2 separate regions of the Homo sapiens genome follow, and region 1 is linked to region 2. Evidence: read pairs that join two places in POLR2A ChIA-PET (ENCODE). Cell type or tissue: PC-9. All regions are shown on one strand. Links, peaks and the distances in the headings refer to the core of each region. The heading gives the core; the rest is flanking DNA.

Evidence for each region. Peaks named below come from ENCODE experiments on the same cell type or tissue, not always from the same donor. Only the 100,000 strongest peaks of a DNase experiment are listed, where the experiment ranks them.
Region 1: POLR2A ChIA-PET joins it to region 2 with 12 read pairs; 2 of 35 experiments call an interaction of 5 or more read pairs at or near these places.

What each region holds. Positions count from the first base shown.
Region 1 is chr7:116,457,643-116,473,960 of GRCh38, reverse strand. The region is part of intron 1 of CAV2-DT (CAV2 divergent transcript); the gene reads left to right. Among named protein-coding and RNA genes, the nearest start is that of CAV2-DT, 34 kb to the left of the region's middle. In PC-9, for the core only: no CTCF peak of the experiment used is centred there; a DNase peak (open chromatin) is centred at 8,000; H3K27ac peaks cover 2,233 bases.
Region 2 is chr7:116,386,949-116,403,266 of GRCh38, reverse strand. No RefSeq gene overlaps it. Among named protein-coding and RNA genes, the nearest start is that of CAV2-DT, 100 kb to the left of the region's middle. In PC-9, for the core only: no CTCF peak of the experiment used is centred there; DNase peaks (open chromatin) are centred at 3,266 and 7,676; H3K4me3 peaks cover 468 bases; H3K27ac peaks cover 2,741 bases.

The DNA.
Region 1 (16,318 bases), core at 3,201-11,200, 70 kb before region 2:
ATCATTTGTTGAATAGGGTGTTCTTTCTCCATTTTATGTTTTTGTTTGCTTTGTCAAAAATCAGTTGACTGTAAGTATTTGGCTTTATTTCTGGGTTCTCTATTCTGTTCCATTGGTCTATATGCCTATTTTTATACCAGTACCATGCTGTTTTGGTGACTATGGCTTCCTCGTAGTCGGGTAATGTGATGCCTTTGGATTTGTTCATTTTGCTTAGGCTTTCTTTGGCCATGTGGGTTCTTTTTTTGGTGTCATATGAATTTTAGAATTGTGTTTTCTAATTCTGTGAAAAATAATGGTGGTATTTTGACGGGAATTGCATTGAATTTGTAGATTGCTTTTGGCAGTGTGATCATTTTCACAGTATTGATTCTGCCCATCCATGAGCATGGGATGTGTTTCCATTTGTTTCATCTATGATTTCTTTCAGCAGTGTTTTGTAGTTTTCATTGTAGAGATCTTTAACCTCCTTGGTTAGGTATATTCCTAAGTATTTTATTTTATTTTTTTGCAGTTATTGTGAAAGGGGTTGAGTTCTTGATTTGATTCTTAGCTTGGTCGCTGTTGGTGTATAGCAGAGCTACTGATTTGTGTATGTTAATTTTGTATCCTGAAACTTTGCTGAATTTATTTACCAGTTCTAGGAGCTTTTTGGATGAGTCTTTCCAGTTTTCTAGGTATATGATCATGTCATCAGCAAACAGCAACAGTTTGACTTCCTTATTACCAATTTGAATGCCCATGTGTAGCAATTTCTAAGAGAAGTTGCCATGTAAACTCCACCTAGTATGAGTCCATACTTACTATGCAATCCCACCCTGGAAAAAATCCTTTATCAAAGTTTGGTTAAAAACAAAGTATCCAAGACCAGCTCTAACTTTCCATAGTGAACAATTAAACAACTAAACAAAATAATAAAACAACTATCTTTAGTGGTTGGAGAAAAACAGCACAGTGCTGTGATCTTTCTGAGAATAGTAACAACTACGAATCCTATGATTGTCTTGGCTTTCTTCTTAGAGTCAATTTCTAACTGTTGGCACAGGGAGGAAAATCCAAACAGATCTTGTAATCATTGATGAGTTGTGAAAATGGAGACCAGAGTTGGAGAATCTGAGGCAGCTAGCAAAGTTTTGGAAAAGGGGGCACTCAATAAGAGAACTCCATAAACCTGCATGGGCTCCTCTCTGATCTTTGTTGAGTACCAAGCTGCCCATGTGTAGAATTAAGCTCCACGAAGATGGGCTAAGGATGGCCAAGGAGTTGCAAACTGAAAAATTCCCAGAGCTCACAAAGGACAGGAAGACATTTGAGCTCTGGCCTTCCAGAATGAAGTCCTTGATGATGATCTGGGAAATTTGGTGGAGACTCCTGGAGTCCTGCCTTACAAGCAGGAGTGAACCAGCACTGGAGTGAAGCTACTATTAGACGTTCTCCAGCAAAGCGAATAAACAGGCCTGAAAGTCATGAAATTGATATTCAAGTTGTTTTTGTAAAGGAAGAAAACAATATCTAGATGCTTAAGAGTGTTACATTTACCATATCTAGCATCCAATAAAAGTTAGTAAACATGCCAAGAATAAGGACAATATACCCATAACTGGATACAGATCAGTAAATAGGAAAAAGTACCAAAATGACAAATGTTGTTAGAATTAACAGATAAAGATGTTAAAATAGCCAGTATAATTATGTTTATTATTAAAAACATGAGCATAGTGAGGGAAGTAACATAAATTGTTAAAAAAATGAAATAGAACTTATAGGAATAAAAAATACAATATATAAAAAAATTCTGGATAGGAGTAATAGCAGAATGAATAGCGCAGCAGAAAAGATCAGCATACTTGAATATATTGTAATAGAACCTATTGAAAACAAAAAGAGATAAAAGAAAGAAAACTAACAGAGCCTTGGTGACCTCTGAGGACAGTATTGTACAGACCTATTTATATAGGTATAATTAGATCGTAGGGGCACTAAAAAAATATGTGAAGAAATGATGGCTCCAAATTTTCCGAAACTAATGAAAACTTAAATCCGCAGATCCCAAAAGCTTAAATGGACCCCAAACAGGATAGATGCACACAATGCTTACATAAACACCTCAAGGTACATCATAATCAAATATCTGAAAACTACCAGAAAATGATATTTTTAAAAAGCAACTAAAGAAAAAAGACATTACATTACAAAGAAAAAAACATAAAACTTACAGTAGATTTCTTATCTGTAATTATGTGAGCAGAGGACAATGCAAGGACATCTATAAAGTGCTGAAATACATTTTTTAAAAAGGCTATCAATCTAAAAGTCTATAAACAGCAAAACTCCCCCCCAGAAGAAAACCAAATTAAAGACACTCTCAGAAAAAAATAGAAAACATTTGTTTTCAGCAGACCTAAGTCAGAAGAAATGTTAAAGGAAGTTCTTCATGTAGAGAGGAAATCATATCAGTTAGAAATTTGCATGAACACAATGAAATGAAGAGCACTGGCAACACTAAATATATGCTTAAATATGGGGATATTTGGCCTTAATTTTTAGTATCTTTAAAAAGCATTTGATTGCTTAAAGTAAAAATAGTGATGTGCTTTGGTAGTTTATAAGACATGTAGAAGTAAAATATAAATGACAGCAACGACGCAAAGGAGAGGAAGGAGAAGCAAAATACAAATGGCCAATAAGCACAAGAAAAGATGCTCAACATCATTAATCATCAGAGAAATACAAATTAAAACCATTATGAAATACAACTTCAAACCTTTTAGGTTACCTAAATTTATACGACCAACCATACTAAGTGTTGGCCAGGATGTAGAACCATTGGAACTATCATACATTGATTTTGGCAGGATACATGTACAATCACTTTGGAAAACAGTTTGACAGTTTATTATAAGGTTGACATACCCTTTACATATGATTTAGTAATTCTCCTCCTAGATTTTTATCCAAGAGAAATGAAAAGTTAACAGGCTCTGATGCATGAATGTTCATAGCAACCTTATTCACAATTGCCAGAAATGGAAATAACCCAGGTGTTCATCAAATGGTGGTGGATAAACAAATAATGGTACATTTATAACATAGAGTGTTACTCAACAATAAAACAGAACAATGTACTGGTAAATGCAACACCATAGATGAATCTCTAAAGTATTACGCTGAGTAAAAGTAACCAGATTCTGAACAGTACATACTGTATGATTACATTTATAAGAAACTAATCTAAAGTGACAGAGTGAAGGTCAATGTTTGCCTGGGAACAGGCTGGAAAGGGGGACAGCTCACTGATTTAGAAAGGACACAAAGAGCTTCAGAGGTGATGGGCGTATAGTATATCTTGACTGTAGTGGTGGTTACATAGTATATACATTTGCAAAAACTCATTGAAATGTACAGTTAACATGAGTGTAGTTTACATGTGAAAATTACACTTCAATAAAGTTGATTAAAATATGTCATCAATAAAACAAAAGGGAACATAATGTACTGCTACTTGGCTGATGAATGGAAACATTTTGAAGAGTTCGATGGTAGGCTTAGCCAGGGGTGCTTTAGGTGCTTGCTTACTGCAAGAAACAGGATACAAAAATATGTAATTATGGCAGGAAGGTAATTGTGTTCATTCACTAAGTTGGATCCTTAATCTCATATATCCTATTACCACTTGTTTCTGGTTTGAAACAAAAGCATCCTCCAGTTAGCTGGGCATCATCATTCTTGCTCATCTTAGAAAACACTTCAGTCTTTTGTCATCTGTTTATTGCACTCACCTGAATTAAAACAATCATTCTGTGAAGTAAAAATAACATGTGAACATAAACATAGCTATAGTGGAATGATTAAGTAATAGAGCAGTAAATACCTGGAAGTTACTGTGCCCAATATCTGAGGCCAAGGAAGTGGAATGGCTGCCCAAAGTCACAAAACTAGTTAGAGGCAAAGCCTTTATTTTTACACTGATTTTTTTTTCTTTTAATTGGTAATGCATTTAAAAATGTAATTCCTCCTCCTTGTTTCTTGTACTCTGTCCTTCTCTGTCCTGTCCCTATGTCTCCCTAGATGGGCTTCTGCCTTTCTTATGCTCATCTTTCCGGTTCACATGTCTCTGCCTTGACTTTCATCACCCCCTCATCTGAAATGTCCTTTGGATTCTCAGCAAATGCAGCTGGTGAAGAAAAGTTGTCATGTTGTACACCAATGTGTTTTTATTTCTTATATGTCTTACTTGAGGTCTTACAACAACTTACATTAATGTACATAATGAAATATACTCACCTAAATCATGTTTAACTCAACCTTTGTGACGACCAGTCTCTTTCAACACTTTCTGAGAATCTGTCTGCTTTAAGAAGGTTTTTCTAATCCATAGTTAATGTCTCCTTATACCCTTAGTAGCTATTTTGTAATTTATTATTTTTTTGAATTAGGTTTTCATAGGCACTATGTCACAAACCATATATAAAATAATGCCTTTAGCGAATTTATTATTTAATGTCTAAGGGCACTCCTCTTGTAAGACAGAATTATTTGTTTTGATCTGAGATGTATGAAGGATGATTATAGGCATTGCTCTATGACTGTAAAAAAAATGCACTGAGGCTGGGCATGGTAGCTCGACGCCTGTAATCTCAGCACTTTGGAAGGCTGAGGTGGGCGGATGACTTGAAGCCAGGAGTTTGAGACCAGTCTGGCCAACACAATGAAACCCCGTCCCTACTAAAAATAGAAAAAATTAGCTGGACATGGTCACATGCCTATAATCTCAGTTACTTGGGAGGCTAAGCCATGAGAATCACTTGAATCTGGGAGGCAGAGGTTGCAGTGAGCCGAGATCAGGCCACTGCATTCCAGCCTGGGTGACAGAGTGAGATGCTTTCTCAAAATAAAATACAATTTTAAAAAAGAAAAATGCATTGAATTTCTATAGCCATGTTTGAATTACAAAATTGATTTGCTTATCAAGGACTAATCTTCAGTCAATAATTTTATGAAAAAGAATTTTCCAGTAAAACACAAAATCTCATTTAACAAGTTACTTTTATAATACATTAGAAGCCAGACCCTAATTAGAATACATTTTTCTCCTTTAGATGTCCTTGGTATGCAAATTAAATTAGAATTCCTAGGACTTATATAGACGTGTCTCATCTCCTATGAGACAGCACGTCTTTTATTTCTTTTGTATTATCTTACTTAGGAAGGAAGGAAGGAAGGAAGCAAGGAAGGAAGGAAGGAAGGAAATGACAGCTCTATACCCCAACATTTTCTGTGTAGCATTTTTATAAGTAGAAAAAAAATCCAAATTGAGAAGCATGGGTCAGCAAAAGATCTGGATAAAGTACTCATGTTAATTTAACCAAAAATGCTCTTTACTTTTACTCTCAAAATGTGTTGTGCATTGCTTTAATTCAGAAAATTCAGAAAGAAACAACAGAAAGGGCATGTAAAGAAGTTTAGTAAGTGCCTTTTCTAGCTACTGTCTATACTCTCTCGATACTCTTCTGAACACTGGTAGATGAGATCCAAGATTCTTACACTAGTGAATGCAGTGCTACATATAGCCTTGTTCAAATTACTATTCATCATGAGTTTTTCCTCTATGTAACTGGCAACTTAATCTTACCTGTAGTATGGGATACATTATAGTTGGATTGAATATTGGTCAAATCCCTCACTTTCCCCCAGGAATTCATTTCCTCTCCTATATCTCAAGTGAATTGCACTCCTGGCCACACTGTTGCCATGCTGGAAACCTTTCTTCTCCTTTTCCTCACTCCTCAGACAGGTGGCAAGATGGTGATGGTGAAAGCAGGTCTGCAAACCTTCCCAGCCACCTCTCTCCCACCCAACCATAATCTACCTTGGGAGGAGGGCTCTCTTTTTGTCTTACTCACCTACCATGCTTTTGTTGTGATACTGTTAACAGCATAACAGATGAACACGCTGGATCCGGAAGCCTGAAAGTCTAAATTTCTTTTCATGACAAAAATAAAAAAAAGATGCTACAAGTGAGGAGCAAAATTAGCAAGGGCCTGTGAGGTTAGAGAGAAATAGAAGGAAAGATTTAAGCTGCTGCTGTGAGGAGCAGACCTAGGAAAAAGGAAGACATATGGGCTGGGCGCGATGGCTTATGCCTGTAATCCCAGCACTTCAGGAGGCTGAGGCGGGAGGATTGCTTGATGCCAGGAGTTCAAGGCCAGCTGGGCAACTTAGCAAGATCTCTTCTCTACAAAATAATTATTTTTAAAAAAGGGACGTACGTTATGTAAAAAAGATACATGCACATGCATGTCTATAGCAGCACAATTCGCAATTGCAAAGATATAGAACGAACCTAAGCGCCCATCAACCAATGAGTGGGTAAAGAAAATGTGGGTATATACACCGTGGAATACTACTCAGCCATAAAAAGGAATGAAATAATGTCTTTTGCAGCAACTTGGATGGAACTAGAGGCCATTATTCTAAGTGAAGTAACTCAGGAATGGAAAACCAAATATCGTATGTTCTCACTTATAAGTGGGAGCTAATCTGTGAGGACATAAAGGCATAAGAATGCTATAATGGACTTTGGGGACTTGGGGCGAAGGGTGGGAGGGAGGTGAGGAAAAAAAGACTACATATTGAGTACAGTGTACACTGCTTGGGTGACGGGTGCACCAAAATTTCAGAAATCACCACAAAATAACTTATTCATGTAACCGAAAACTACCTGTACCCCCAAAATGATTGAAACAAAAACATGAAAAAGGGACATGTACTCAAGGACAGTTTTAGGAAAATTTCATATGTAATATGTTATGCAAACACCACTTCAGTGACCCACAGAAATCCTCAGTAAGGCCTAATTTATGTTTTTTTATATGTCTTCCATTTAAAAAAGTATTTTCTTATCAATGTTTTTCTCCTTTTCTGAATTTTAACTAATAGACTTCTTTTTATATCAGTTTTAGGTTTGTAGAAAAATGAGTTGAAAGTAAAGAGATTTCCTATATTACCCTCTCATCTCAGTTTTCCCTGTTCCTGAGACATTGTATTAGTTGTACATTTGTTTCAGTTGATAAGCCAATATTAATATATTATCACTAAAATCCATAGTTTACATTAGATTTTACTTATTGTGGCTTTTGACAGATGCATAAGGGCACATATCTACCATTACAGTATCATACAGAATAATTTCATTGCCCTAATAATCTCTATGCTCTGCCTATTCATCCTTCCCTTCCCTTAAACTCCTGGCAACCCCTGATCTTTTTCCTGTCTCCATAGTTTTGCCTTTTCCAAAATACCATGTTAAACATCTGAGAAACATGAACTGGAAAACAAATTAAGTGAAAACAGTTATCTGTCTCTAAGCCAAAGATGACAGATGGATCCTGGAGGAAGTGAAGTGCAATGATTCTTATCCTTCCAATCTAGGTTTGCCCTACAACCAAATGAATATTTTTTTTTGCAAGTTATACCAAATAGTAAGCAATCTCCTCTCTCTGTCTCTCTCTCTCTCTCTCTCTCTCTCTCTCTCTCTCTCTCTCACACACACACACACACACATTAAATATTTTCTAGTATTTATATAGCATTTATACTTATAGATGTTATCTTAAACTTATTTTTGTTTTGTATGTGGTGTTAGTGTCAAATAATAATTGAACGTGACTTTCTTCTCTCCATTTTTCCTAAGTGGTTGAAATGATGGCTCACTGAACAATTACATTCTGATAAAATATTTATGGTTTTCTCTATTTTTCCTGCAGAGAGGAAAATATATTCCTGTGTGAGTATAATAATTTTATTCAGATGTATGTATTTAATACTTTTTCAAAATTTAGGAAGATTGGCAATTTCGAGTGCTGGTGGGGGTCTTTCTTCAAACGTCCATTGGGAAGAAAGTTCTACTTTTTTAAGGCATTTGGGTCAGTTCCTTCCCTCTAGACTTAGGGAATTAGTGACTAAAGATGGTTATTGTGGAAAAAGAAGATAAGAAAGGATGAGTCACTTGGTAGGCTTTTGACTCAGCATTTTTAGTTCATAGGTGATGTCCTAAGGCCTGAAAGCTTACTATAAATGAATAACTCAACTGACACATCTTTGGCTAATTTGAAATCTCTGGGCTTTTTAAGGTTACAATATCACCTTAGAAAATATTAGCATATGGTTGTAGCTAGTAGTTATTCCATGAAAATTATATTTTTCTGTTTTATACCTAAAAATGTTCCACATGTAAGAAATTGTTATATTTTTGCTTGGCATATCTTCTTTGTTGTTAAACTTTAAAAATATAATAAAAATTCATGAGCTATTTTTTCATTAAGGCAATCTTATATTTTAATCATGCATTTCATAGGAAACTTTTACAACTATTTTTAGAGCATTAATTATGCATTATGAAACTATCCTAAAATAAGGGTAAAACAATAGAGATGTTACTTACAATTCCTTTTATCCACAAAAAGAATAAGTTTTGGTAATTTGAGAACTTTGAAATGAAATCTTCATTTTCGGATAATGCTTAAGGCAGTATTAAGCAGAGGGCCAACTGCTTGAATTCAAAATTGAAGGGGAGTGAGAATTAAATTGTTCTGCATGAGAAATGCTGAGAGATACAGAAAGGAGTGAAAAAAAAGAGACCAGCAGAGAGATGGAGTGGTTGCTGGGAGAAATGAGTGGAGAGAGAGGGAAGATAGGTGATTGGGGGAGGAGAAGGGGGTTTGAGACTGTGAGAGGAACTAGCTGCTGAGAGTCCGAAGAGCCTGGGAAGAGGTAAGTCTAATGAGTAACATTTGAGTGAAGTGCTGGGCAATTCTGTGTCTCTTTATAAAATATTCCCTAAATGTACATTGGAATATAAAGTTTTTAAACATGTCAGGTTGGTTTGTGAAGCAGTGAAGAAGAGGACATGAAGAAAAGCTGTGTTATATAAGTAAAAATAATGCATAAATCTAGAAGTCTCCACAGTGTTCCCAGTTTTAATGAGGATGAAGAGCTATTTAAAATACTTAAAATATCTATAATGACATGAGGTGTTGTCATACATGCCATACTCTCTGATTCCTTGATTTGTTTAGCAAATGATTTAGAAAGACTAGCACATGATAACATAACTTTGGGGTTCAATATGAGTGAGTATGGAACATGACAAGTAATTATGAATCATTAATATGGAAATTTCTTCAACATCATTTAAGGGGCAGCATATTTTATAGCTCCTACTCTAGCAGGAATTATGCTTATTAAATGAGAAAATGAGATTGAATTTACAGAAGTGTCCATAGAACATGAACATGACTCAGAACTATTCTGTTGTATGAATATGCCATCATTTGTTTATCCATTCAAATATTGATATAACTTACTGAATAACGTGGGTTATTTCCAGTTTTGGGTTATGATGAATATAATTCCTATGAATCCTTACGTACAAATCCTTTTGCAGATACATGTTTTCATTTTTCTTGCGTAAAACAGGGGAAAGAATTGTTAGGTTATATGATGAATAGATGTTTAACTTCACATGAAAATGAAGAAAAGGCCAGGCATGGTGGCTCACGCCTGTAATCCCAGAACTTTGGGAGGCCAAGGCAAGAGGATCACTTCAGCTCAGGAGTTTTAGACCAGCCTGAGCAACATAGAGAGACCTCGTCTCTACAAAAAAAAAAAAAAAAAAAAAAGTAGCTGGGTATGGTGGCATGCACCTGTAGTCCCTGCTACTCAGGGAGGCTGAGGCGGGAGGATTGTTTGAGCTGGGTAGGTCAAGTTTGTGGTGAGATATGACATGTCATTGGACTCCAGCCTGGGCAACAGAGCAAGATCCTGTCTCAAACAAACAAACACACAAACAAAAAAAAACCAAAGAAAATACAAAACTGTTTTCCAGGTATTTGTACCATTTTACACTTTCAGCAACAGTGCACGAAAGTTTCAGTTGCTCCACATTCTTACCAGCATTTGGCATTGTAAGTATTTTTCATTTTGGCCATTCTCGTGGATGTGTAGTGGTATTTCACTGTGGTTTTAATTTGCATTTTTGATATGGTTTGGCTCTGTGTCCCCACACAAATCTCATCTCTAATTGTAATCACCACTTATTGAGAGAGGGACTTGGTGGGAGGTGACTGGATCAGGGAATGGTTTCCCCCATGCTGTTCTCATGATAGTGAGTAAATTCTCATGAGAGCTGATGGTTGAAAAAAGTGGCACTTCCTCCTTCAAGCATGCTCTCTCTCTTCCCACCTTGTGAGGAAGGTGCCTGCTTCTCCTTCACCTTCCGCCATGATTACAAGTTTCCCTAGGCCTCCCCAGCCATGTGGAACTGTGAGTCAATTAAAACTCTTTCCTTTATAAATCACCCAGTCTCAGCTAATATCTTTATAGCAGTGTGAGAATGGACTAATGTAATTTTCCTTATGATTAATGATGAACATCTTTTTATGTCCTTATTGGTGATTCATAAACTTTTTTTGTGTGTGAAATATCTGCTTAGTACTTGTCCTCTTTTTTTTTTAAAGTGGGTTGTTCATCTTCTAATCAAAACTTTAAAGTTCTAAATAAAATCTTGACACATGTATCTTGTCTGATATATATATGTATTGTGACTATTTTCTTCTAGTCTGTGGCTTGCCATTTCGTTTTCTTAATAATGTCTTCCAGAGAGCTTATGTTTCAAATTTTGTCCAACTTACCAATTTTCATTGATGGTGTATGCCTTTTGCATTTTTGCTAAAACGTCTTTGTCTACCCCAAAGTCCTGAATATTTTCTTATATATTTTCTTCTAAAAGTTTTTTTTTTTTTTTAGTTTTGGCTTTTACGTTTAAGTTTACAGTCTATTTCAAGGTAATTATTATTCATGGTGTAAGGTTCATGTTTTTCCATGGGCATATGCAGTTAATTTAGCACCATTTGTTAAAAAGAATTTTCTTTCCCATTGAGCTACCTTGCTGACTTTATTAAAAATAATTGCACATCTATGCGTGAGTCTCTTTCTGGGCACTCTTTTCTGTTCCATTAATTTATACATATATTCTTACTTCACTATCTCAAGTAATGTAGCTTTAACTCCTGAAATCTGGTTACATAAGTACTTCAACTTTGTTCTTTTTCAAAATTGTTTCAACTATTTACATTCTTTGTACACGCATGTACAAATATATGTATGTTTTTCACAAATATATAGTAATCTAAGATGTGTGTGTGTGTGTGTGTGTGTGTGTGAGAAAGAGAGAGAGAGAATCACCTTGTCAGTTTCTAAAAAAAAAGATCTATGGAATTCTTAACTGCAATTGTGTTGAATCTGTAGATCAATTTATGGAGAATGGGCATCTTAATAACATGGAGTCTTCCAACCAAGACACATGGTACATCTCCCCGTTTATTTTGACCTTTAATTTTTTTCAGCAGTGTTTTGCAGTTTGAAAGATCCAGCACATATTTTGTTAAATTTGTTTCTAAATGTTTTATGGTTTTGATGCTATTATACATGATAATTTAAAAATTTTAATTTTCCAATTATTTGCTTTGAATATGTAGAAATACAATTTATTTTTGTTAATTGACCTTGAATTAAAAGAACCTGATAAATTTACTCTTTACCTCTAGAGTTGTGTTGATTCCTTAGGATATTCTACATACACAAGCACAACATTGGCAAATAGCAACAGTTCTACTCCCTTCTCTACAATCTGTCTATATTTTATTTGTTTTTCTTGCCTTATGGTACTTTCAGTACTATGCTAATAGGAGTAATGTGAGTGAATGCATTTGTCTTATTCTTGATCCCAAGGGGAAGTGTTCAGTATTTCACTATTAACTACAATGTTAGCTGTGGGTTTTCATTAGAGGTACCTTATTAAATTGAGAACATTCCCTTCTATTCCTAGTTTTCTGAGAGTTTGGGCCCAGTGTTTAATTTTTTTAAGTGATTTTTCTTCACCTATTGAAATAATAATATGATTTTCTTCTTTATTCTGTTACTGTGGTTAATTATATCAATTGATTTTAAAATTTTGAGTCAGTCTTGCATCCCTGAGATAAATTCCACTTGGTCATAATGTAATATCTTTATTACATTTTGCTGGATTTGACTGGCTAATATTTGTTGAAAATTCTTGCTTCTCTATTCATGAGAGGTGTCATTCTGTTAATTTTGAGATTTCACAGTTTATTTCCTGCAGAATCTTCTGTCTTATTCTGCATAATCCATATGCTAATCTAGACCAGAATTTTTACTTTCTGTTTTAACTTGTAATTTCTGTGCATCCTATGCTTCCCCCCTAGTGTTTAATGCTGGATGTTGCTTTTTTCAAAAAGTTGATTTTATCTTTTCTTATTACCAGTTGCAGAAAGTTCACAATCTCTATTAATGTATTTGCTCAAAGTTTACATTGAGAATTAAGATTTTCATTCTAAGAACTTCAACCTCTTCCTTATATGTTTGAGCCAGAATTTCTTAAGATGTATTATACATAATAACTTTCATATCTGATACGAGATATTTTCACTTGGTTTGTTACATAATTACTTAAATGTTTCCCTCCTTTTCCTCAGATCTGATTATCTTTTTTTCCCAGTATTTTCTGTTATTGGAAACTCCATACATTTTATTACCCAAATCAGAAAAATGTGGTTCTCTCTGTCACTCTCTATTTTGGATCTGTAACTAAATCTTGCCAATTCTATACCTTAAAAATCTCTCAAATCCATCTCCTTTCTTCTCTCTGTCATTGGATTCATATGCACAACATTTTTCTTCTGGATTTCTGAAATCATATTCTGACTGATTGCATTTCTACTTTTCTTTTCTTTTCTTTTCTTTTTTGTGAGCAACATGGCTGTTTATTTCACCTGGGTGCAGGTGGGCTGAGTCCGAAAAGAGAGTCAGGGAAGGGAGATAGGGGTGGGGCCGTTTTATAGGATTTGGGAAGGCAATAGAAAATTACAGTCAAAGGGGGTTGTTCTCTGGTGGGCAGGGGTGGGGGGGTCACAAGGTGCTCAGTGGGGGAGCTTCTGAGCCAGGAGAAGGAAATTCACAGGGTTAATCACTCAGTTAAGGTGGGGCAGGAACAAATCACAATGGTGGAATGTCATCAGTTAAGGCGGGGCAGGGCCTTTTTACTTCTTTTGTGATTCTTCAGTTACTTCAGGCCATCTGGGCATATACGTGCAAGTCACAGGGGATGCGATGGCTTAGCTTGGGCTCAGAGGCCTGACATTCCTGCCTTCTTATATTAATAAGAAAAATAAAACAAAATAGTGTTGAAGTCTTGGGGTGGCGAAAATTTTTGGGGGGTGGTATGGAGAGAGAATGGGCGATGTTTCTCAGGGCTGCTTCAAGCGGGATTAGGGGCAGCGTGGGAACCTAAAGTGGGAGAGATTAAGCTGAAGGAAGATTTTGTGGTAAGGGGTGATATTGTGGGGTTGTTAGAAGAAACATTTGTCGTGTAGAATTATTGGTGATGGCCTGGATACAGTTTTGTATGAATTGAAAAACTAAATGGAAAAGATCTAAGAATTGGGAGGACCTAGGACATCTGATTAGAGTGCCTAAGGAGATTCAGCATAGTCCTGCCAGCAAAGATTATTTATTTACTTCAGGAGTTAAGAGTGGCAGTTTGGGGATAGCACGAGGAGATATCAGCTGTAATGGCTTGGAGAAACAGTGTAAACTGGCAGTGTAAACAAGAGCAGGGCATGCATGAGTAGTTGAGAACGGAGAATAGGAGTATGACCAGACAGAAAATAGTAGGGATGACAAGTTTTTTGGGGCACAGTCTAAGTTGGTCTGGTGTCTGGAATGAGACTGGGGCCTAATAAAAAGGAGCGTATACACAGGAGCTTAAATGGGCTGTACCTTGTAGGATTCTGAGGACAGGTCTGACTTCTGAGAAGGGAAAGTGGTAAAAGTATTGTCCAGTCCTTTTTAAGTTGGTGGCTGAGCTTGGTGAGGTGTGTTTTTAATAGACCATTAGTCTGTCACTGAATACCAAGAGCCTGAAAAAATGCTTGGCTGATTTGACTAATAAAGGCTGGTCTGTTATCAGACTCTATAGAGGTGGGAAGGCTAAACTGAGGAATTATGTCTGACAGAGGGGAAGAAATGACTGTGGTGGCCTTCTCAGACCCTGTAGGAAAGGCCTCTACTTATCTAGTGAAAGTGTCTACTTAGACTAAGAGGTATTTTAGTTTTTGTGACTCAGGGCATGTTGAGTAAAGCTAATTTGCCAGTCCTGGGCTGAGGCAAATCCTCGAGCTTGATGTGTAGGGAAGGGAGGGGGCCTGAATAATCCTTGAGGAGTAGTAGAATAGCAGATAGAACAGCAGATGGAACACTGAAAAGTTATTTCCTTGAGGATAGATTTCTACGATGGAAAGAAAATGAGAGGTTTTAAGAGGTGGGCTAGTGGCTTGTACTATAGTATAGCCTGCCTTCGCTGGTGTGTGGCGATTAGGCCTGGTGGAACTGCCATCAATAAATCAAGGGTGATCAGGGTGAGGAACAGGAAAGAAGGAAATATGGGGAAATGGGGTGAATGTCAGGTGGATCAGAGAGATACAGTCATGGAGGTCAGATGTGGTATCAGGAATAATGCGGGAGGCCAGATTGAAGTCCGGGCCAGGAACAATGGTAATTTTGGGACTTAACAAAGAGTGAGTACAGCTGAAGGAGCCGGGGAGCAGAAAGTATATGCATCAGGTATGAGGAAGAAAATAGATTTTGGAAGTTATGAGAAATGTAGAGAGTGAGTTGAGCATAGTTTTGTGATTTTTAGGGCCTCTAAAAATACTAAAGCAGCTGCAGCCACTGCACGCAGACATGAGGGCTAGGCTAAAACAGTAAGGTCAAGTTGTTTGGACAGAAAGGCTACAGGGTGCGGTCCTGGCTCTTGTGTAAGAATTCTGACCGCACTAACCATGCCTAGGAAGGAAAGGAGTTGTTGTTCTGTAAGGGATTGAGGTTTGGGAGATTAATCGGACATGATCAGCAGGGAGAGCACGTGTGTTTTTATGAGAATTATGCTGAGATAGGTAACAGATGAGGATGAAATTTTGGCTTGACTGAAGTAATGGGGGCTGTCTGTGAAGCCTTGCAGCAGTACAGCCGAGGTAATTTGCTGAGCCTAATGGGTGTCAGGGTCAGTCTAAGTGAAAGCAAAGAGAGGCTGGGATGAAGGGTGCAAAGGAATAGTAAAAAAAAAGCATATTTGAGATCCAGAACAGAATAATGGGTAGTAGAGGGAGGTATTGAGGATGGGAGAGTATATGGGTTTGGCACCATGGGGTGGATAGGCAAAACAATTTGGTTGATAAGGCGCAGATTCTGAACTAACTTGTAAGCCTTGTCTGGTTTTAGGACAGGTGAAATGGGGGAATGGTAAGGAGAGTTTATAGGCTTTAAAAGGCCATGCTATAGCAGGCGAGTGATAACAGGCTTTAATCCTTTTAAAGCCTGCTGTGGGATGGGATCTTGACATTGAGCAGGGTAAGGGTGATTAGGTTTTAATGAGATGGTAAGGGGTGCATGATCGGTCGCCAAGGAGGGAGTAGAGGTATCTTATACTTGTGTGTTAAGGTGGGGGGATACAAGAGGAGGACGCAAAGGAGGCTTTGGATTGGGGAGAAGGGCAGCAATGAGATATAGCTATAGTCCAGGAATAGTCAGGGAAGCAGATAATTTAGTTAAAGTGTCTCAGCCTAATAAGGGAACTGGGCAGGTGGGGATAACTAAAAAGGAGTGCTTAAAAGAGTATTGTCTAAGTTGGCACCAGAGTTGGGGAGTTTTAAGAGGTTTAGAAGCCTGGCCGTCAATACCCACAACAGTTATGGAGGCAAGGGAAACAGGCCATTGAAAAGAAGGTAATATGGAGTGGGTAGCCTCCGTATTGATTTAGAAGGGGTATTGATTTAGAAGGGGACGGGCTTACTTTCCACTGTGAGAGTTACCTAAAGCTCGGCGTCCGTGATGGGTTAGGGGGCTTCCGAGGCGATTGGGCAGTGTCAGTCTTCAGCCACTAAGCCAAGAAGATCTGGGAAGGAGTCAGTCAGAGAGCCTTGGGCCAGAGTTCCAGGGGCTCTGGGAGTGGCTGCCAGGTGAGTTGAACAGTTCGATTTTCAGTGGGGTCTCACACAGATGGGACGCGGCTTAGGAGGAATCCTGGGCTGCGGGCATTCCTTGGCCCAGTGGCCAGATTTCCGGCACGTGTAGCAAGCTCCTGGGGGAGGAGGTTCTGGAGGAACGCCTGGCTGCTGCAGTTCAGGTGTTTGGAAGTTCTTGTGTGCTGGAGATGTGGCTGGGGTTTGTCTCACAGTGGAGG
Region 2 (16,318 bases), core at 2,942-10,941:
ATTCCTCTAGCCGTGCCTAGATGCCTGGCACACAGTCTATAAAATATCCAAAAAATCAATGCTAAACTTCAGTCAGAAAAACTCAGGTTCAAGTCTTTTCTGCATTTGGGATGATGTTGGGATTGATAAGAAAAGGCAGGCTGAGGGACTGAGAAATCACTTTTGAGGTGAATGGAAGAGTTTTATTCAATAAAGAATTGTCTTTTATAGTTTTTCTCTGCGTCTTTGGAGAAATAACCCATATACAGTGAGAACCTATGAAGGAGAACTCGTAAACTGATGCACAAAGAAGTTGCTTCATGTTAGCAACTATTTTTACCTTTCGGAAATTAGGCTTCTAACTCTGGAGCATAAAATTGTATTTTTTCACCATAATAATAAAAAAAGGACTGAGGTTATTCTCTCACTTCACCAAAGTGAATCTGTGTGGCACACAGAGTCTGGCCCTGGCCTGAACAAGCCACTGTTGTTTGGAACTTAGTCTTACTATAAAACTGTCAGTTTGCAAGGATGAAAGCCATTTATGTATGGCTAAGAAAGCATTTAATGTCCCATATCTGGTCTTGCCATGTGAACATAGGAACAAATTGGAAGAAAGGAACAAGTTCCTGGCTATTCTTTGCGTGGGGAGGAGCAGGTTTCATGAAAGCCAAAGCATAAAGTCTTGCTTCACATAATTTCATCTGTAGACGTATTCCTTATACCTTTATAAAGATTGAAAATTTTGACCTCGATAATTATTAATAGATTTAGACAACATGCTAAACTAAAGGCATTTTTAGGCTAAACACAGGAGGCAAATATGAAGTAATAAACCTTGGATAAAATGAAAGTTTTTAAGCCAACAGTAACAAAAATGAGGTTGCCAGTGAGTGCTAGATGGCTAGATGTATAAAAACGCAAACAAAATAACAAGAAATAGGGAAATGGAAGTTTGCTTTCAAACCAAGCAGAGTGCACACAGGATTTTGAAATGTCTCCTCAGAAACTATATTGAGTAGCCAAATGGTACAGGTTTGTACCATGAGAGGAGCTCTGTCCTCTTCAATGTAGACACCTTTGTTCACATCTTCCCAAATGTGAGGTGAACCTTGAAGATGGCCGGCAAAAGTTTACTGAAAGAATGGTTGCATTGGAAAATTGTTGCTCCATTCTTTAATAAGAAAAAAAGAGCTGGTTATGGCACTAAACCAATGATCCTTTTTGTTTGTTTGTTTTTTCTTATCTATGAGAAGCCATCAGCTCTTTTTAGAGAAGCAGTCTACAGTATTATTATCTTTAATCAAGTGTTTTGATCTGCTATTGAGAGGACTGTCCATGAGGTTTTTGTGAAAATTGTATTATGTAGGAGAGATCAACATTTGTGGCAACTTGGAGAACTTCCTCCTATTCTTTAGGGCTGATCTCACAGCAAACTATAGAACCATCAGTCATTTTGAAGGAATTAAAGCCATTTGAAAGCAATACAATGTGAATTTGGGGAACACAGTGTATTTAGCAACATTGGGAATTTTATAGCTCCAGGAAAAAAAAAATAGGAAAATATAACTAGAGAGTTTCATCTTGTTTACCATAAAGGAAAAAATGTTTCTGCTTGTAATTATTTATTTCCTTCACAGCATATGGCTTTGGGCAATCAAAGAGATTATTTGTAACAACGTCTATGGCTTACTAGTTTATTTCATTAAAGCGTCATGTTAATGAGCCCAAGTTTCAGATTCATCTCTAAGTGAGCCAATAAATTTACTCTTGGAACCAAAAACTCTATCCCATTCAGCCAATCTTGTAACAATGTTCCTTCAGACTAGTTGAGTATGGGTGGATGGATCAGTGCAAATTCATTCTCATGACTCCTTGGAAAATTCACTGATATCCAAGGATATGTCAAGAGTGGTTCCTTCATAAAGGAAGGACAGCCTTCTTGGAACAAATGTTGCAAAGCCCTTTAGTTGAGCACATGGACTCTTTAGACAAGCTATCTGAGTTTATAGCCTGTCTCCAGTCCAGTCATGTGACTCTTGGCCAATCACTTAACCCTTCTGCCTCGACTTTGCCATTGAAACTGGCATTGCAAAGTTGTCACTGAGACAGTGAAAGAGATCTGACCTAACTAATTCCATCTTGCTCTTAACCTCCAAGCTGTCTTTATTCATTCCTGGGCATAGGCTGAACTAACTTTGGGAGGAACTTAGTTTATAGTTTATAATTTTAAAAAAAGATGATAATGGGCTTTTCCCAAGGCAAATCCCCTTCTGGCCTGGGGACTAGACTGTCTATGTAGGACTAACAAATTAGCCACAAGATTAGAAATCATGGTTTAGGAATCACGCAGCTGGAGGCTACAAGATTCTCACCCTCACTAAACTGTTTCTAAGATCAGTGCTTGAGATATTTGGCAGAACTTGCACTTGATGGATCAGCTGGCACCACCCAGATTGATAGATTGGCTCATCTGATCTTGTGGCCCCCACCCAGGAACTGACTCAACACAAGAAGACAGCTTCCACTCCCTGTGATTTCATTTCTGACCTGACCAATCAACACTCCAGGTCACTGGCGTCCCCCCACCCACCAAGTTGTCCCTAAAAGCTCTCATGTTGGAATGCTCAGGAGACTGATTTGAGTAATAATAAAACTCTGGTCTCACGCACAGCTGGCTCTGCATGAATTACTCTTTCTCTATCAGAATTCCCCTGCATTGATAAATCAGCTCTGTCTAGGCAGCGGGAAAGGTGAACCCATTGAGCGGTTACACCATCTGAAAAGTAGGTCGGATAATAGAATGTAATTCACAGAGTAGTTGCGTGAGTTAACTAAGAAAACATATTTAAAGTTCTTAGTGTAGTGTCTGGCTCTTTAATTACTACTCAATGTTACTACAGAACGTCTCTTGTTTTAGAAAGCAACTTCTCAACCATCATGAAGGTTGTAGAACTCAGAGAATTTTACACAATTTTCTTGTGACCCTGTTTGCTTGGGTTCAACACCAAGGGTGATTATTATGTATTCAACATGGACAGTGTTCTCTGGCAGACCTAGAAATCCATTCTTTATGGAATATACTAAGTTGGATATGACCTGCCACCAGCTAATTGCAATTTAAATGAATGCAAATGGAAGCCCAGACTTATATCCCACAGCTGGATGAGTCAGGGATTCCAACACAGCAAACTGCCTGTTTATGGAATAAATCATTGAAAGCTCTCTCTGTGTGGCATTTTTCTGTTTTACCTGAAATCTCTTACTGAAGCCAAGTAGTGCTTTGAGAGAGAGGGTATGTATGTGAGGAATTTAACCATGAAAAATCTTATCTGAATCTTTTTCACAAGTATCCTGTGCCTTGACAACCTCAGGAATTTTATTGGCAGGTTGTCACAAGCCTTCTGTTGCAGAGAGTGGAATGCACTACTGGATGAGGTAAACAGATGGTGTGGATCAGAGATTTTCCACTTTCCACTGAGAAATTTGAAAAGTTGGTGGGGGGATTAGAATCACCATTGAAGGAGGGTAAACTTCCAGATTCCTTGTCAGTTAAAACTATTACCTGAAGCAAAAGTTGCTCTCCAAATGCTCAATTATGTTTTATTTAAATATTCAAATAGTTCTGCTCAGAATAAAAGTGCAAAATTGTATGGGATATAGAACAGGTGCAATTTTGTGATGCAGATTGTAGCATCCTCCTTAGACTACTCATTTTTTTGTCATTAGATCTATTTCTAAATAGTTTGTCTCTGAGATATCATCATGTGTGAAAAATACAGAACTGAGATGTGGTATATTTAATTATACTTGCAAACCTCTCTGAATAGCACTATTAAAATAAAAATGCTTGAAGCCCCAATACAGCTTTTGTCAAATCACTTGAGTCCCACAAATTAGAAGGCCTTTTCTTTTTTCATTCTGTATCATAGAAAAGGTCCATTTAGGGAAAAAGAAAAGTATACAATTACACTTATTATTTTATTTAAAGTTCATTTGCTAGAAGTCCAGCATCACTATTCTTCAGAATAGTATCTTTCAGGGAACTTCTCTTTTGGCAAGTGGATGGCCATTGCTCAGGGCTAGGTTCAATGCTTTTCAAGATGAATACTTGATCAAGTGGGGACTGATAAGGGTTGTAAAGTGTAGTAGGCAAAATAATGGCCCTTTAAAGATACCCATGTCTGAATTCCTGGAATCAGCTAGTATGTTACCTTCACAGCAAAAGGAACTTTGCTGGTGTGATTTAGTTAAAGATTTTGAGATGGGGCAATTGCCCTGTGAATTAGGGTTCTCTAAGAAGTGGAACAAACTGTGTGTGTGTGTGTGTGTGTGTGTGTGTGTGTATACATAGAAAGATACAGAGGACAGAGAGAGAGAGAGAGATTTATTTTAAGAAACTGGCTCAGTTGGTTGTGGAGGCTTGATAAATCCAAAATCTGATGGGGCAGGCCAGTGGGCTGGAGACTTACGGAAGTGTTGCCATTCAAATCCAAAAGCATTCCCCTGGCAAAATTCCTTCTTCCTTGGGAGAGGTCAGCCTTTGTTCTATTATGAGGTTCAACTAATTGGATGGGGCTTATCCACATTACGGAGGCCACTCTGCCTTATTCAAAGTCCACCAATTTAATTGCTAGTCTCTTTCAAGACACAACTTCACAGAAACAGACAGAATAATGTTTGATTAAATATCTGGGCACTGTGGCCCAGTCGATTTGATGGATAAAAGTGACTATCCTGGATTATTCAGACAAATCCAGTGTAATCACAGTGGTCCTTAATAAATAAAAGAGGGAGGTGGGGGTGACAGAGTCAGTCGGGGAAGGAAAGGTGATGACCTATAGAAGCAGAGGTTGTACTGATGAATTTTTGAAGAGAGAAGGGGGCTACAAGCCAAGGAATGTGGGCAGCCTCTATAGGCCATGAAAGGCAAGAAGAGGATTTCCCTTAGAACCTCCAAAAGGTACACAACCCAGCTGGCATCTTAAATTTAGCGCTATAAGACCAATTCTGGACATCTGTATTAGTCTGTTCTCATATTGCTATAAATAAATACTTGAGACTGGGTAATTTACAAAGAAAGAGGTTTATTTGGCTCATGGTTCTGCAGGCTGAACAGGAAGTGTGGTACTGGCATCTGCTCATCTTCAGGGGAAGCCTCAGGAAACTTACAATCATGGTGGAAGGCAAAGTGGGGGGCAGCACATCACTTGGCAGGAATAGGAGCCAGTGAGAGACAGAGAGAGAAGGGAGGTGCTACACGCCTTTACACAACCAGATCTCCTGTGAACTTATGAGAACAGCACCAAGGAGATGGTGCTAAATCATTCATGAGAAAACCACTCCCATGATCCAGTCACCTCCCAGCAGGCCCCGTCTCCAACACTGGGGATTAGAATTCCACCTGAGATTTGGCCAGGGACGCAGATCCAAACCATATCAACATCTGACCTCTAGAACTGTAAGATCATAAATCTGTGTTGTTTTAAGCTGCTAAATTTGTGGTAATTTGCTATAACAGCAATAGGAATCTAATACATATAGAAACCAGTTCACAAACTACACTACTGAGAGTTCAGAGTTTTAGAACTCACTTGTTCTGGTGACTATAGAAGCATCCTGCATCTGCTGCCACTCCAATGGATATCAATGTTCCCAGACAGCTGGGTCTATTCCCTCATCTCCAAGTGCATCTTCCAAGCCTTCCTGCCTCTCTGCACGAATGCTTTTACTGTTCCCTTCTTGTGAAATGACCTCTTGTTATTCTGTTCAGATTCCTTTCCAGCCAGCAGGTTCACTTGTTTCTATAGGTGCACGATTGTCTCTTTGTTCTGTATTACAGTCACTTGGCTGAGAGAAGTCACCTATCTTGGATTAGTTGTAGAAAACTACATACTCTCTTGTGAGCAAATATTTTCCATGTAAGTGAGTCCCAAATCTAAGTATGGCCAAGAGTTGAGACGAGAAAGTTCAATTTCAACTCAATAAACACTTGGTGAATAGCAGCTATCTTCATGGCAGGGAGATTATTGAAAGAAGAATGAGGCTTGCTCCCACGGAGCTCACATCCTTGTGGGTATGACAGATGAGGACATAATACAAGGCAGTATGACAAGGGCTACAAATGACATAAGAACAGAGCTTTGGCATCAGAGGGATCTAATTATTGATATCACATATATACCTATATATGTTAATTTTATGTTATTCTTTATTTCCTCATATTGATGAAAAACTATTTTTATCTGAAACAGTGTGAAAATTAATATCTACTTCACAAATTGCTGTGAGGATTAAATGAAAAAACTAAAAGGTGGATATCCTGATTAGGTCAACAAAATATGCTGAGTTCCTAGTATGCGTTGGGCACTATTCAAAGTTCTGGGAATAGGCTGGGTGTGGTGGCTCACACCTGTAATCCCAGCACTTTGGGAGGCTGAGGTGGGCAGATCACCTGAGGTCAGGAGATCGAGACCAGCCTGGCCAATATGGGGAAACCCCATCTCTACTAAAAATACACACACAAAAAAAATTAGCTGGGTGTGGTGGTGGGCACCTATAATCCAAGCTACTTGGGAAACTGAGGTGGAAGAATCGCTTGAAACTGGGAGGCAGAAGTTGCAGTGAACTGAGATCTCACCACTGTACCCCAGCCCGGGTGCCTCAGAGTGAGACTTGGTCTCAAAACAACAACAACAACAACAACAACAACAACAACAACAACAAAACAAAGTTCTGGGAATACATTTATGAATGAAACAAAGTCACAGTGTTTCTGCATCTTATAGCAGGAAGAGACACACAATATGCAAATAAATGAATAAATATAAATCAATGAAAAATGCTATAAAGTAAAAAAAAAAAAGCAAGGTATAGGGTCATAGAATGACTGGGGGATTGAGGAGAGAGGCAGAGAACAAGTTCCAACATCAGTGCAAAATTCTTGACACCAAGGGCTTACTATAGAGATGTTAAGTTCCCATCATTTTAGAAAAGAATTCCACTTTGTGGATTTCACAAAATGGAATGGAGGAGGTAGTAGTTGGGTTTTAAGGTTGAGGAAGATTTCAGTAGGAAAGGTCTTAAAACTAGAGAAGAAAAGGCATATAGACATGAAGATCCCCAAGTATGTGTATGTGTTATTTCTGATAAAGTGCCTTATTGTCCACATTTGTCAGACCATATTTGTATTCTGTTTTTGAGTAAGGGGTTGTTAATATCACTTAGAGCTTTGGTCTAAAGCTAGGAAGCATTCTCTCCAGTGAATGAGCAAATTGCCTCTGTATCTTTTTATACTTCAGCCAGCCTTGAATGTTTGGGCCAAACTGTTGACCCAGGAAACTGGACCACCAGGCAGGCTCTCAATAATCAAGTTTTATCTGTATTTCCTCTGTAACTATCCTTTTCTCTCTTTAAAAAAAAAAAAAAAAAATTGGCTGCTCTTCTAGTAGAACGAAGCCCTCCTTGATTGCCAGAGATATTTGCCTAGCTTATTTTAATAAAATTAATTTGCTAGGTTAGAATTTCCAAGACAAACTCAGCTTGAGGGAAAAAAAAGGAGGGGGAGGAAGGGGAGCAAGGAGGGAAGAGAGGGCAGGAGAGGGCAGGGATACCTTTGGCTTGCCACAGGATGCGCAGACTCTCTCACCAAAGGAAAAGCAAACAAACAGGCCCACTGCCTGAATCATGGGTGTAAACCAGGGCTGTTTCAGACAGCAGGGAATTCCTAAATGCTGACTGGTGTGGCTAACCTACATGAGTGTGCTAAATAGCAGTGCTAATCTTAATTTTCAGTTCTTTTACATTTTATTTTTTTCTTACGGATTTTTTGTTTGTTTGTTTCCTTAAGAACAAAGAGCAGATTTTTTGTCTTATCCTTGTCCTTCCCCTTCTCTGTGCAAATGTCTAATTTCCACTGTTTAAACTTTCCCTTTTCAGGAGCAAGAAGCTGTCTTCCAGCTTTCTCCTTGATCAAACTTCTGTCTCTTCCTGCCCCCGTTACATTTTTGAAAGTATTATCTACTCATATTTCCTCCATTGCCTTATTGCTTATCATTTGCAATCCAGTTCTTCTAGCAATCTGGTTTCTGCTTTCATTAGTCTACTGAAATTATTTTCTCCAAATGTCAAACTTTGCCAACTTGCTAATTTGGATTTCCTGCTCAGAGTTCCTTTTCTTTTTGACCTTTGCATCATCTGAGACCCTATCCACCTCTCTACTTCTAGGTGTATTATATTCCTTTGATTTTTAAAAATCTAGGTATGCATTTAGTAAAATTACTTGTTTTTTTTTTCTCTTACTCCAAAAGTAAACTTTTTTTTGAGACTTCATTATTGAACTTCTTATATTTTCTCTCCTTTGGCATTTTTTTTTCCTGTCTTAGTAGCTCACCTTTCTCTAGAACTGTAGGTCCAAATCTCCAACTACCTGATGAATATTTCCATCTGTGTTGTCTCATCAGTTCCTCATTTTCGCACATCAAGGGTGCATTCCGTCGTCTTCCTCTGATACAGTCAATCAGAGTATCTAAACAAAATTCCCACGATTAATGTATTTCTTTCAAGCAATATAGATGAAAAATGATACATGAAAATAAGATATTCAGGGTGCTTCAATTGCTAGTGCTTTTCATTTTAACTGTTTCTCTGGTAATATTTTAAAGAGAGTTTGGTACAATTTTTTTTTTTTTTTTTTGAGATGGAGTCTCGCACTGTCGCCTGGGCTGGAGTGCAGTGATGCTATCTTGGCTCACTGCAACCTCCGCCTCCTGGGTTCAAGTGATTCTCCTGCCTCAGCCTACTGAGTATGCGGGATTACAGGTGCCTGCCACCAGGCCTGGCTAATTTTTTTTTTTTTGTACGTTTAGTAGAGATGGGATTTCACTATGTTGGCCAGGCTAGTCTCGAACTCCTGACCTCGTGATCCACCCGCCACGGCCTCCCAAAGTGTTGGGATTACAGGTGTGAGCCACCGCACCCCGCCCGCAATCCACCGTGCCGGGTCTGGTACACTTTTATGAGTGAATTGGCACATTTTATAATTGAACATAAGAATTCAAGAGAGTTTGAAACATACCCCTAGCAGATCCTTTAGAAGAGCTAGTCTATTTTCACAGTTATCATTCTCTTATGGAACCTTACCACACTTCTTTACATGCTAAATTTCTAAGTTCCAAGTTGTCTTAACCTGAAAAATATTTTATTTTTTCTTGTACGTTCTTTTGTGAGTATCACAGTTCTCTATCCAGGCTGGGACAATGATGTATTTAAATAATGAATGTTAAAAAAAAATCCCCATTAGCTTTCCCATCTCACCGTCCACCTGATACTCTATTGCACAAACACCAGGATTAGAAATTGTTTTTCCTCCCACGTCTCCAGCTGCAACCCCGCCAGGCACTGAGTGAGGCTTGTGCAGCTTGTCACAGGCAGAGTTTCCTGTCAATAGCAAAAAGGAAGTGGTGCTTTTGGATGAACCTTCATTGTCCAGGGCTGGAACAGTGATCACCAGGCAGTGATAAGGGCGCTTTTTAATCTACAGGATCTGCACGAATCTAACTAACCTTGTTAGGGAGAAGAGGAAAGAAAGGGCGGTCACAAATTGTGTTGGGAACACTCTTTCCTCAGCCTCTTATATCCCAGCAACCAAAAGAATCTAAAACACACTATTTTTTAGTCAGAATGTTTATCTTGCCAAGGCTTTAGATCTTGTTGCTTTGCAAAGTGAATATAAAATTACATCATGTCATCAATTACCAAAAAAAGAGTAATGCATATACTCTTAATTTTAAATTAAAACTAGGGTTGTAATGTATCTTAGACTGTGTTTGATTTATTATTATTCTTTTATTTTGGAGTAACTTATGTATTTGGCATCTTCCATATGTGAAGGCCATGCTGTAGAGTCTCCTTCCATTTCACCTTTAGATTGCCCTCACTCTTTCCATCTCATTCTTGTTTTCTTCCAGGAGCCTAACATCCAAAATATGCTCCTTGAATATTTGTTGAATAAATACTTCATTGTTGATACAATGAAAGACATATCATCAGCTTGTCTTTCCTTCACCCCAAACTTGGTATAATTATGATATGTATTTTCTCAGTTGTTTTAAAATTTACTTTAACTATGTTAAACATTAAAACTTTATGTTAAACATTAAAAAGCATTATCCCATTTTTCAGATGACAGAAGCCAAGTGAGTGTGTGTGTGTGTGTGTGTGTGTGTGTGTGGTGTGATGTTGTGTCAGGGATCTGAGGAGGGAACTGGCTTGTAGATAACAAGCACATTAAAAATAGCCTCTGACTTTGGTTGTTGTTTCCACTGGCCTATGATCCTACAGTAGAATGAAAAGATCCCTATCATTTAAACAACTTTCTTTGAAAGGAATATTAACTCAGTGGTAAAGCTAAAAGAAAAATTGAAGGGAAGCTAAAAGATGATTTGAGTGTGTCTGCCTTGCCCAGAGGTTGATAGTAGCATAGCTTCAACATTCAACAGCATTTACATTGAACATGTCATCTTGAGAAGTTACATCTAAAATGCTCCCTATCACAAAATTCTATTTAAAATAATAAAGGCTAAGATGGGCTCCAAAATTCAGGTGAAATGGAACTGAGAAGTATTTTCTAGACAAATGTAGGAAATCAAACCAAACCAAAGCAAAACCCAAGCAAAGAAGTTTTATTTATTTCTTGCACTCACTCTTTTGTTGTTGTTGTTTTTTAAGTCACTAAATATCGGGATGGTTTATTAAACAGCAATAAATATTTGGTATAAGCTTCTTCCCATTCAAAGTCAATCCTTCCACTTGTCATCTGAATTCTTTCCTTTTTTCCCCTTGTAAGATTTTATGCCATTAGTCATTCTCTTTCTTTCTTTTTTATTTTATTTTATTTTATTTTACTTTAAGTTCTAGGATACATGCGTAGAACCTGCAGGTTTGTTTCATAGGTATACATGTGCCATGGTGGTTTGCTGCACCTATCAACCTGTCATCTAGGTTTTAAGCCCCGCATACATTAGGTATTTATCCTAATGCTCTCCCTCCCCTTGCCCGCCACCCCCGACAGGCCCTGGTGTGTGATGTTCCCCTCCTTGTGTCCATGTGTACTCACTGTTCAGCTGCCACTTATGAGTGAGAACATGTGGCATTTGGTTTTCTCCTCCTGTGTTAGTTTGCTGAGAATGATGGCTTACAGCTTCATCTATGCCCCTGCAAAGGACATGAACTCATTCTTTGTTATGACTGCATAGTATTCCATGGTATATATGTGTCACATTTTCTTTATTTAGTCTATAATTGATGAGCATTTGGGTTGGTTCCAAGACTTTGCTATTGTGAATAGTGCTGCGATAAACATACGAGTGCATGTGTCTTTATAGTAGAATGATTTATAATCCTTTGGGTATATACCCAGTAATGGGATTGCTGGGTCAAATGGTATTTCTGGTTCTAGATCCTTGAGGAATTGCCACACTGTCTTCCACAATGGTTGAACTAATTTACACTTCCACCAACAGTGTAAAAGCATTCCTATTTCTCCACATCCTCACCAGCATCTGTTGTTTCCTGACTTTTTAATAATCGCCATTCTAACTGGTGATAATCACTATTTTTTAAGTTTTTTTTTTTTTTTTTTTTTTTTTTTTAGAGAGAGAGAGTGGGTCTTATTCTGTTGCCCGGGCTGGACTGCAGTGTTGTGATCATGGCTCACTACAGTCTTGACCTCCTGGGCTTAAGTGATCCTCCCACCTCAGCCTCCTGAGTAGCTGGAGCCACGGTGCATGCCACCATGACTGGCTTAATTTTTGTACTTTTGTAGGGAAGGGTTTCACCATGTTGCCTAGGTCTACCTCAAACTCCTGGGCTCAAGCAATCTGCCCATCTCGGCCTTCCCAAGTGTTAGGATTACACGCATGAACCACTGTGCCTGGCTATGAAATATTTTTAACACTTTCCAGAGACAGTACAGTGCAGATTTAAAAGATTTGTATTTAAGTAATCTGGATTTCAGTCCCAGGTACAGTATTTTGAAATTTTATTTAATCTTTCTGAGCTACTATGGCATCATTTTTACAATGTCAAAACACAAATAAAGTCTCAAGCACAGTGGAAGTAATGTCTAAAAGTAATACCTACAGTTATTTATAATTAAATAATTTTTGCTGTAATTATTAATGTAAATATATATATTCTTAGTTTCAGTCACTAAGTACTAACCTTTTTTTGATTGATGAATGTCATGCCTTGTAAATTAATATACCATCAGCCATTCATATTGACTATGTGTGGGAATAGTGCCTAGTTGCAAAAGAACACTTTTCTGTTATTGAAAAACCATAGAGATGTATAATAGATATGGGATATTATTTACTTCTGTCATTGGTTGAGCATTCTTCACTTGAATTTACACCATAGAATAGCATATTACTTTATAGAATTTAAGATGTGTGTGTGTGTATGTATGTGTGTGTATTTTGCAGGTAAACTAAACAGACATATGTCCTTGTCAATGATGGAAATGACAGTGTTTTACTTGTTTAAGAAAGATATATTTGATTTAACTCTCAGAATTTTCAGAAATACACATATATAATCATGTGGTGTTATAGCAGCATGACAGATTTCTTTAAAGCCAAAGACTTTCTTAAAATTAGTTGCAAATTATAAGTAGAACAGCATGTAAAGCAGAATTTGCAGTATGCATTTGGAGAACATTCTGAATATGTTCTATAGCTGTGTCACGCTTCAGCGGCATGTATTTTCAGATTCATTTGAGCCCAAGAAATTCAAATGTTAAGATCTAATCTTTTCGTTTTACATGATTTTTTAAATGATGCTAACACAATGCTTTGCAAAATGACACAAAGTGGTAAGTATGACATCTGGGAGTATATGTTTAAAAACTCTACCAGGTGCCTACATATATTTCCAAATCCCTATTGGGGCTGTAGACACCTGGTTTAGTTCCAGATTATGTGCTCAGATCAGGAATGCTGGGTTATGTGTGTCTATTGGCCTCCCTCCCCTCACAAGCCATCCTAGCCTTCCTAATAATCTCTCCCACCTCACCCCTTCCCCACTCCCTTACACATAGCATAGGACTACTATGTTATGCAACTCCAAAGAGTGACAATTATATTGCAGTCTATGTGAGTAAATGGTGCCCCCATGGAGTTACATAGCACTTAGCCTGTTGGCCATAGGCAGTGCCCCTGTTCAAAAACTGGCCAAAATACACATCTTAAAAAAATGGCAACTTAAAAGTCCAAACTGATGATGCAAATACTGTCTTTCTAACAAGTTCATGTTCATGTTTGGTAGAATATACCATTATTAACCCTTATCCACTACTCCCAGCTTGTTCAACCTACCTGCACCTCCAGGTGTAATACTAGGCAATTCCACTACTGACCACTTAATGTCTTAAACAACTGCCTTATTATTTTGTGGTATAGTTGTGGAGAACTATTTAATATAGATAGGGTTTTTTTTAAATTTCCTACTTTTCTTTGATTTTGGAATGGTGAGAAATATCCCACCTAAACTTCTAAATATATGTCATCATTGAAGATTATTTAATATATAATCAAAAGAATTACCATTCTCTTTTTGGTTCAGCCAAGACCATGTTTTGTACTGACAATAGAACTGGGACTCATAGAAGGGCCTGAATAAACTCCGTGGCATCAATCTCAAAAGCTAAATGATATACGCTAACATGTTTTAGTCTCTGTTAGTAGCCCAGTTCTCACTTATTATTTATGAGTTGCCTAAAATCTTCTTATATTGTTTATTTTTCAAAATGTACAACCAACATAAAAATAAATTCTATCACTTTGGATTCATTACAGAAAGCAGACTAATAATATAATCATCTTGTAGGGTAAAAGCTATAAAACTGATTTTCTGATTTTCCTTTTTGTTGTCCAGGCTAGAGTACAGTGATATGATCATGGCTCACTGCAGCCTCAAACTCCTGGGCTCAAGCAGTCCTTCTGCCTCAGCCTCCTGTGTTGCTGGAACTACAGACTTGCATGCTGCCACACCTCACTAATTTTTAAATTTAAATTTTAATTCTTGTAGAGATAGCTGTCTGGCTATGTTGCCAGGGCTGGTCTTGAAATCCTGGCCTCAAGTGATCCTCCTGCCTTGGCCTCCCAAAGTGCTGGGGTTACAGGCAGGATTCATTGTACCTGGCCTGATTTTCTTATTCTTACCATATAGTGAGACATATCAGCAGAGTATTTATTCTTCCAGTGGAAGCCGCCTGTTTTTAGTGATGAACTACTTGAGGTCAGGGATTCTGCCTTACTTATCTGTTTCCTTAATGCCTAGCACTGTGTTTTGCATATAATACTACTCGATTTCTGTTTACTGAAGTTCAGTATCCTTTTTTGGATCTATCCTAGCTCCGCTATGTCTTTGAGATAGAACAAGGAGAGACACAAAAAATTTTCAATTGTGTTTGCTTATTTTTTTTCCAGGAGCATGTCAATTCTTTTTATTTTGTAGCCTATTAGATAATGATAAGCTGGCACTATTTTTATTTTTTTGAGCTATAGAAGTAAATTCGGCTAAAGCATTAGTTCAAGTACATATTAAAATTTAAATAGGATAATGTTGTGTTGCTACTGAGATTTTTTCTTTTTTTAGTATTTTTATGTATTTATTTATTTTTGAGACAGACTTTTGCTCTTGTTGCCCAGGCTGGAGTGAGTGCAGTGGAGTGCTCCTGGCTCACTGCAACCTCCACCTTCTGATTTCAAGAGATTCTCCTGCCTCAGCCTCCCAAGTAGCTGGTATTACAGGCACCTGCCACCACGCCTGGCTAATTTTTGTCTTTTTAGTAGAGACGGGATTTCACCATGTTGACCAGGTTGTCTCAAACTCCTGACCTCTGATCCGCCCGCCTCAGCCTCCCAAAGTGCTGGGATTACAGGTGTGAGCCACCATGCCAGGCCTACTGAGATATTTTTAATATTGCTATTTGAAATAGTTCACACTGTATACAGGCTTAAAAAATCTAATAGTTTCCACAGCCAGGAGCCAAGAAAAAAAAATCTAATGGTATAGTTATGTAAAAGTTACAACACAGCAATGCTTATATTTGGATGGTACTTTAAAATTTCATGTCTATTTGGGAGGCCGAGGTGGGCGGATCACGAGGTCAGGAGTTCGAGACCAGCCTGGCCAACACAGTGAAACCCCATCTCTACTAAAAATATAAAAATTAGCTGGGCATGGTGGCAGGCACCTGTAATCCCAGCTATACAGGAATCTGAGGCAAGAGAATTGCTTGAACTCGGGAGGTGGAGTTTGCAGTGAGCCAAGATCACGCCACTGCACTCCAGCCTGGGTAACAGAGCTAGGCTCCATCTCAATTAAAAAAAAACAAAAACAAAACAAAACAAAACAAAACAAAAAAACACGACTGGTATCTCATTTTATCCAGACACCAATCCAGTGGGATATGTTCTTTTATCTGCCTTTAACATCAGAAGAAATTGAGATGTGGAGAAAGTAAGCCACTTGCTCCCGGTTACATAGTTGACAAGGTTACAAATCAGATAGTCTGCTTTCAAATTCAGCTCTCCTTCCTAGACTTGGGGAAGCCATTTATCTTCTTGCATCTCTATTTTTGCATTTATTAAATAGAAATAATAATACCCACATTCCAGAGTTGTTATATGAAATTAATATAATAAATTTTGAATTCTTGGCACTTGATAAATGATGGCTATGCTCTTAATTTGACCATAAAGGGCATATCTAGTTCTGTTGATGTAATAATGCCAGCCAATCAGTTGTACCCTTGTCAGCACTGAATTCTGATGACAGGTACCACACCACTGTCACCTGAAGAGTAAGAGCACTGGGATTGCCTTGGACACCTTTAAAGCCCCTCAGAGAGTGAGACAGCATGACACAGTGGACATGCAATAGATATGCCTGGAATGAACAAAATAATACACTGCGCTGTGGCCCCTTTCATCATGTTGTCTTGTGTTCGGTTGATGACACAGTTTTGTCTTCATAAAACTTTTTCTGCGTTTATGTTTTGTCTTCCCAAGTACTTTGTAGGTGCTTACATCCATAAGATGTTAAACCTATTCCCTTAAGCACAAAAGATGCTCAACAAGTATTATCTGCTGGAGTGATTTTCAAGACAATGTGGCAGTTGTGCATTTGCCTCTCTCACTTTGGACCATCCTTTAACAACTTAGGTTACTACTGTCATCTAAAGAGTAAGAGCACTGGGATTGCCTTGGACACCTTTAAAGCCTCTCAGAGAGTGAGACAGCATGACACAGTGGACATGCAATAGATATCCATG